Linked DNA regions of Homo sapiens: regions 1 and 3 are each linked to region 2. A link is a loop called in an ENCODE intact Hi-C map of the cell type or tissue named here. Cell type or tissue: MCF 10A. All regions are shown on one strand. Region 1 has its middle 26 kb from the start of LINC01665. Region 2 overlaps CECR7 (cat eye syndrome chromosome region, candidate 7). Region 3 has its middle 75 kb from the start of GAB4.

Region 1 (2,500 bases), 280 kb before region 2:
TAAGGATGGCATTTCAACATCTTGGCCATGCTGGTCTGGTCTCCTGACTTCAGATGATCCACCTGCCTTGGTTTCCCAAAGTGCAGGGATTACAGGCGTTAGCCACCATGCCTGGCCCGCAAATGTATTCTTGCAGTTAATAATAACAATAACTTGTAATCTGTGGCTGTGTGCAATAAACTATTTTAAACTAATCTCATTTACTAAACATTTTCATGAGTCATGTGAACTTGATTGTCTATTTCTAGGATTTTTAGGAGTATGTAATTCACAATAATGCTCATTTATCTCTTAGCCAATTTGGATAGCACCCTTTTAAGTGATATTAAAAATTAACTTGGTACTAACATCCAGAGGTAGAAATATATCACACACAGTTCATCTATATGCTAAAAATATAGATAAAGGCAAGCAGATTTTATAGCCCTGACAAAATTTACCCATGAATAAAGCAATAGAGTAATATAAAACTCACTGGCTTATATCCATTTTATATTTTATCTAAATTGTGCTTCTAGCAAATGAGACAAGATTACCGATTCTATAGGAGACCTAATACCTAGCTGGAATTACAGGTGTGCACCACTATGCCAAGCTAAATTTTTGTATTCTTAGCAGAGACAGGGTTTCAGCATGTTGTCCAGGCTGGTCTTGAACTCCCGACTGCAAGTGATCCACCCACCTCAACCTCCCAAAGTGCTGGGATTACAGGCGTGAGCCACCATACCTAGCCCTAATAACCTGTTTTAGAGCTCACTCTAAAAATCACATTTGATTTTTTTGTTGTTTGATCTGTTTTGCTGGTGAGAGTCTCTTGAATTTTTCACTTCAGCCAATGTGTTTCTTAGTTCCAGGATTTTTTAAATTATTTCATTTTTAAAAATTTCTCTCAGAAGTTTATTAGTTCCTTTTCTGTCATTTTAGAGATCTGAATTTCCTGAAAACCGCCATTTTGAATTCTTGATTAGAGAACTCACTGATAGCCATCACATTATTTAGCACTGGTCAATGGTTTAGTGCTTTGTCCATTTGGGAAGATTATGATTCCTTGTTCGGTATTATTTCTAGTGGTTATACATCTATATCTTTTTATTGAAGGACTAGTTATTCAGTTCATTCTTTTCTCTGTATTATTTTGTGTTTTACTGAATATATTTGCGTTGAGGTTTTTTTAGACACACCTATGGTGGGTTTTTGTTTGCTTGCTTTCAGCTACGTCAGTTCCTTTGTTTTGACAGTAGATGGTGCCTTAAGCCAAGGTTTGCCTCAGCTCTAGCAAGCTTAGGATTGCTGCCAGTCCCCTATCAGAGAGATCCTGAAGGGGCTATGCTAACAGTGAGGGAAGGCTGGCTATAAGTTTGTGCCTAGGGAAATTATGAAATATACCTCCTACCTCATGGTACTGCTGCACAGGCACTCTGGTTTGGCATCTCCTATGGCTAAGATATCAAGGCTGGAGGTGGTAGTCCTGCCTTTCTGCCTTGTCCCTGGTTGTCCTCAGGAATTCTTCTTCTTTCAGGCATTCACAAGGCTTCCTGTGGGTTAAGACAGGAACAGGTTTCCTGCCAGGAAATCAAAAGTGGCTTGTGTTGTCCACTTCAACTTTATTTAATCCAGTGTAGTAAGCATGAGACAGAGGATTTTTTTTTTTTTTTACACTTCGTTGCCAGCAGACTAGGGGAAGAGTGTCATGAATATAAAAGCCAAACTTTCTTATCATCTGCCTGGTTTCTTCACTTCTCTGTCACCCTAGGAGCTGCCTCATCCTCATATTTGAGCTCTGAGTTATTGCTGGTGATAACCTATGCAATGTATATCGGTTTTTGGTTTCCTGTATGTGTTCTTGGGGGGAGGGGGAGCTAGGGTTGGTGGGGAAACATGCCAGCTTCCTTTACTATGTCATTTTTTTGTAAAAGTACTCTTCTCTAGTTTGCACTTTTTCTACTTCCTTGTGTGTGAATTGATAATTTTACATTTCTTCTTTATGTGTCTATGTTTGCAACTATATATTTCTCAGTATTGATTTTGCTGCATCCCAGAAGTTTCAATATGCTTTAATTTTCCATTTATCTGCAAGGATTCTTTAATTTCTTGCAGATTCTTCAATTAGCCATAGGTTGTTGAAGAGTGTATTGTTTAGTTTCCAAATATTATACATTTTTCAGTTTTTAGAAAATGGGGCTCAGGCGGTCACAGTGGCTCGTGCGTGTAATCCCAGCACTTTGGGAGGCTGAGGGGGATGGATCACTTGAGGTCAGGAGTTCAAGACCAGACTGATCAATATGGTGAAACTCCATCTCTACTAAAATTATAAAAATTAGCCAGGTGTGGTGGTGGGCACCTGTAGTCTCAGCTACTTGGGAGGCTGAGGCAGTAGAATCACTTGAACATGGAAGGCAGAGGTTGCAGTGAGCTGACATTGTGCCACTGCAGTCCAGCCTGCGTGACAGAGCAAAACTCCGTCTCAAAAAAAAAGAGGGGGGGCAGTCTCTAGTTTTAT
Region 2 (2,500 bases):
GGAAACCTCCTCGACACTCCGAAGTCCAGATCGCAGGCCCCACCTGGAATGCTCTCCTTGCAGCCTGTTCGAAGACTCATGAGACCGTGCTGCACACTGGACTTCAACCATGAGCTTCACCGTCTGTCTCTTCCTTCACTACCTTCGCTCTGCACTAGGCCATAAGCTCTGTAGGAGAAGGAACTCATCACAGTGCCTGCCCCAGACAGGTTGTTCATAAGCACGTATTGAAATATAGAATTCCCAGGCACCTCCAACAGAGAGACTGGACCTTGTGAGACCCAACAAGAAGCCAGTATTTCAGAACTGATGAAAAATAGCAAGGATCTAGATTAGGGGGTATAGTGGGAATGAAATGGGGGACTGGGTGATGCCCCATATTTGTCAACGACTCATAGTCTTTCTCCAGAGATGTCTTCCTCCCCTGTGTTCTTTGTCTCATCAGCTGCCACCAGCACTCACTCCAGCCACTAAAGCCAGAAAGTTGAAAGACCTCTGCCCTCATCCGGCCCAGCCCCCATCCAGCCAAAGACCTGTCATTTCAACCTCACGCCCACCCCGCTTTCCACTCCCACTGCTCCTGCCTTAGTTCAGACCACCACCGTCGCTCTCCTACCCAGTTCAAGCCAAGCTGACCTGGCCAGTGGCCTTCAGGCCTTCCCTTCTCCATCCTGCCATGTCCATCCTCCACAGGCAGAACAGGAAGCTGTCATGTAAAAGTGCAGGTCTGCTTTGGTCCTTCTCCTAAACCCTTCAGTGGCTTCCCGGTTCCCTTTGGGTCCTGGTACAGATTCCTTAGCATGGCCAGGGAGGACAGCCCTCCATGATCCTCCCCTCCCTGAGATGTTCCTCCTGCCCCAGCACCCTGTGTTTGAGCCCAAGCCCGCCCTGTGGTGTCACGGGAGGCCCAGCTCCTCTGCCTGGGGTGCCTTGCCTGGCCTAGGAACTGGGAAAACTTACCTGCTTCCAAGACTCAGCTCTAGCACCTCTTCCTGCTGGGTGTTTTCCGATGCCCCCCCTCTCGCCACCTCATGGGGACCCCACAGTCCCCTGAAGAGCCTTCTGCCCCAGTGCCTCACCCCACTCTTTAGACCTGTTTCTGTTTCCATGGCTGCCTTGCCTTCTTAGACCACGGGCTCCTGCAGAGCGGGACCCCATATCTCAGTCGGCTTTGCATTCCCAGTGCCTGGCCGAAACTGAGGCTGGAATGGTCTCCTATTCCATAAGCTCTCAATAACCCTTGAAAAATGACTGGAATCCTGGACAGCGCCAAGGCAGCAACTGGGATGGGAGAGTGATCTGCTGCCCTCTCCTGGCAATGTGAGGAATTGTCCTAAGCACAGACAACTCCCTCCCTGCCTTGCACAAGTGCAGGATGGGGGAAACTGGAAAAGGAGCTGATGGAGGATTGGGGAGGTGGATGCTGTCTAAGGAGACAAACTGAATTGAGGGGTTGCTGGGACTCGGCCGGCTCACATGCTATTCCCATGTCATGGGCCCAGGGGCCAAGTCAGTGCTTCCAAAGGAGGGTGCATCCTGAGAGAGGCTCTGGCTCCCCCAACAAAACCCTAAACTCTTGAAGGACATCTTCCTTCTCAGTATACCCTATTGCTGTGTTGTTGTAACTATCACTGTAACTTTTATTCACTTCAGTGGGCGATCACTGAGTTTTTCCTCCATTGTTGTAAAACATGTGTTTTGCTCTTGTGTGTAAAATGACTGTGAATTTAGCCACTGCCTTCTCCTGATTTTAACTCAGCTTTCTACTGCTAGGAGGTTATCTCTGTTCTGGGTTTCTCAGCTTTCTATCAAAACCCAAATACTGTCATTCCTCGGTATCCGTAGGGGATTGGTTCCAGGAACCTCCCTTGAAGATACCAACATTGCAGGTGCCCAAGCCCCTGATAGAGAACAGCGCAGCATTTGCAGACAACCTATGTACACACTGCATGCACTTTCAATCAGCTCTAGATTACTTCTGATACCTAATTCAATGTAAATGCTGTGTCAGTAGTTGTCTAGGGAATAATGACAAGAAGAAAATTTTGTACATGTTCAGTACGTAGGAAAAAGAAAGAGAGATCAGACTGTCACTGTGTCTATGTAGAAAGGGAAGACATAAGAGATTCCATTTTGAAAAAGACCTGTACTTTAAACAGTTGCTTTGCTGAGATGTTGTTAATTTGTAGCTTTGCCCCAGCCACTTTGCCTTAGCCACTTTGACCCAACCTGGAGCTCACAAAAATATGTGTTGTATAAAATCAAGGTTTAAGGGATCTAGGGCTGTGCAGGATATGCCTTGTTAACAAAATGTTTACAAGCAGTATACTTGGTAAAGGTCATCGCCATTCTCTAGTCTCAATAAAACAGGAGCACAGTGCACTGCGGAAAGCCGCAGGGACCTCTGCCCTTGAAAGTGGGGTATTGTCCAAGGTTTCTCCCCATGTGATAGTCTGAAATATGGCCTCGTGGGATGAGAAAGACCTGACTGTGCCCCAGC
Region 3 (2,500 bases), 130 kb before region 2:
AGATGTGACCCTTCCCCCAAGTCTGAAATAAAGCTGTTCAGAGATTTAAAGTCTTTGAGAAAGTTGCATTTTTGCAGAAGAAACTGCAGAAGGGGCTGATTTTAAGTTCCTTTTGCCATATAAGGCTAATTTTATGGTTCCAGAGGGTAGAAGGTGAACATCTTTTCATGGGGGGATAGTAATTTACTCAGACTACCAAACCCCCTAATTGTCTGCCAGCTGCCTTCCTTAAAGAAGAATCCAAAGCCTCACGGCTGGGAGAAGGGAGAACAGGGAGCAGCCAGCAGCTTTATAAAGCAAGAGAGCTGAAGGGATCTGAGTCAGGGCCCTCTGGTCTGGGTGTTTCCTGGGCTGGAAGATTCTTCTCCTGCTGCTCTAATGTGGACCTCATAGTGTGGAGCTATTTGTTAGGGGCTCCTCTGATGTTGTGACCCAGAAGAAAGGAATTGCTATTTAATCAGAATCTATGAGAGACTGATAAAACAAATTAAATGTTTTAGACATTTTCTAAATTTCTCTATCCATTATAAGAGGAGAAGTATCAACAATTTGATGACACCTCCACTAATGAGGATTTGCCTATAGTCTTAGGTTGGGTTTCTAACGACAAGGATTCCCATGTGAGCACCATAATTACAAGCTGCAGGAAACCCTGAGACTGAAGGCAGAAAGTGAGGCAGGGAAGAGATGATGGACAGTGAAAGGCCTGTCAGCCAGCAGCTACCCATGAGGACCACAAGAGCTGAAGCCCACATGGAAACATAAGAGAATGCCTCTGGGCTATTCCACCTGAGAGGTGAGGGAGTTGGGGTATTTATACACGTCACCTGTTCTCACTGATTGAGGGCTGTTCTAGGTGATGCACATTTCAGGCCCTGAGATCTGCCACATGTGCAAGCAGAGCTGCTTCCCCAGCTTCAGAGACAGCAGGGAGGCACAGACATGGCCATGAGGGGTCAGCAGAAGTACAGTGAATGAAAAAGGCTGCGGGAAAAGTCAAAGAGGGCAACGTCCATAAAGAAAAGGTGTGGTTGTTAAATCTGGATCATCTGCATGTGCTAGTTCCCTCTGGAATAAGATGCTGGCTGTTCACTTGTAAGCAAATGCTACAGAATTCAGGCAGGCCCTCCAAGCAGAGCATCAGCAGCCCTGAACCTGGGCTTCCCAGAAATGTCTGAAGACCACACGATTGGCAATTACACCTTCTGTGGAAGATGCACTCTGGATTCTTGAGGAGATCCAAATAATCTTTCTCTTGTAGTATTTGCATCTTTGACTACTATGCCCCCAAGCCTTTTAAAAGCTGTTGTTTAGACTCTCATTCCCTATATTTAGAAAAATAATCCTACTTGGAATTTCAAGAGTGGCTTATTCTTTGAGATATTAATTACAACTGACACCATAACTCAGACTCCTCAGGTGTAATAATCACTTCTTAATGAAATCAGGAGAGACATTGCCATGTCTGTGCTACTGGGGATGAGGAGAAGGAAAGACTGTTAAGGTATACAGGAGACTTCATAGACCCTTCTACCAAAACTTTCCAATGACCTTCAAAGTTTGACTGCAATTTGAGAATTGCTCTCAGCAGATGAGGGCACCAGGAGGAGCAGCAGGGGCAGCCCAGCCTCACACATCTGCTTCCCTGTGTGGTTTATGTTATCACTTGCAACACAGTAGGAGGGTAACTGTAATGCTGTTGATAGTAATAAGTGGCCAAATCATCACGCTGCAGGCTGCAGGCTGCTGATGGTGAGAGTGAAATCTGTCCCAGATTGACTGCTACTGAACCAGGATGGGACCCCCGTCTGCAGTTTTGTTGCAGCATGAATTAGGAGAGTAGGGGCTTTCCCTGGTTTCTGCTGATACCAGACTAATTTATTACTAATGCTGTGACTCACCTGGCAAGTGATAGTGACTCTGTCTCCTACAGATGCAGACAGGGAGGATGGAGACTGGGTCATCTGGATATCACGTCTGGTACCTGAGGTTGGAAACATAAAAACAAACATCTACATAATCAATCATTTATAAGAAGCCCTCCCTGAAGAGCCAGGCTGTACTGAGCACACTGGCTGAGTAAATTCCTAGTGTTCTCCTTCCTTACCTGGCAGCCAGAGCCCCAGGAGCCCCAGGAGCTGAGTGGGGGCCCTCGCGTCCGTGCTGTGTCCTGACTGGGGCTGACTCCTGCACAGGGTGTGACCAGCCTATTAAGAAGTCTTCAGGGCAGGGGGCTGTGCTCTGGGAACATGCTAATCAGCAGGGAGTGGAGCAGGCTGGGCATAGCTGCAGGGCTGGCTCATCTCAGTAACTCAGCATAGGAACAATGTCCCTAGGGTCCCAGGTCAAACCAGGGCAGTACAGATATGTCTGTAAATAACGTGTTTCTTCCTGGGGACCACTTTGTCACAGAGCACATTTTTTGATACTTCTCAAAATTTGAAATACTGCTGAGTACCTGATGAAATAATATATTCCATTGGTGTATTGGGATTATTTA

The links. Hi-C counts contacts between places; a loop is a spot of excess contacts. Peaks named below come from ENCODE experiments on the same cell type or tissue, not always from the same donor. Only the 100,000 strongest peaks of a DNase experiment are listed, where the experiment ranks them.
Region 1: it touches region 2 in a loop (7-fold over the local background); 2 of 110 quality-filtered maps call a loop at or near these places.
Region 3: a loop joins it to region 2, with 14 times the contacts of the local background. A loop is called at or near these places in 30 of 110 quality-filtered maps.

The regions. Positions count from the first base shown.
Region 1 is chr22:16,773,528-16,776,027 of GRCh38, forward strand. No RefSeq gene overlaps it. Among named protein-coding and RNA genes, the nearest start is that of LINC01665, 26 kb to the left of the region's middle. In MCF 10A, a CTCF peak has its summit at 1,227 (motif pointing right); a DNase peak (open chromatin) is centred at 1,274.
Region 2 is chr22:17,057,072-17,059,571 of GRCh38, forward strand. It overlaps CECR7 (cat eye syndrome chromosome region, candidate 7), which reads left to right. Exons shown (of 4, transcript NR_152826.1): 4 at 446-2,500. Among named protein-coding and RNA genes, the nearest start is that of CECR7, 22 kb to the left of the region's middle. RefSeq lists an enhancer at 958-1,458. In MCF 10A, a CTCF peak has its summit at 1,304 (motif pointing left); a DNase peak (open chromatin) is centred at 1,290.
Region 3 is chr22:16,931,842-16,934,341 of GRCh38, forward strand. It overlaps the pseudogene IGKV1OR22-1. Among named protein-coding and RNA genes, the nearest start is that of GAB4, 75 kb to the right of the region's middle. RefSeq lists an enhancer at 1,111-2,310. In MCF 10A, a CTCF peak has its summit at 947 (motif pointing right); no DNase peak of the experiment used is centred here.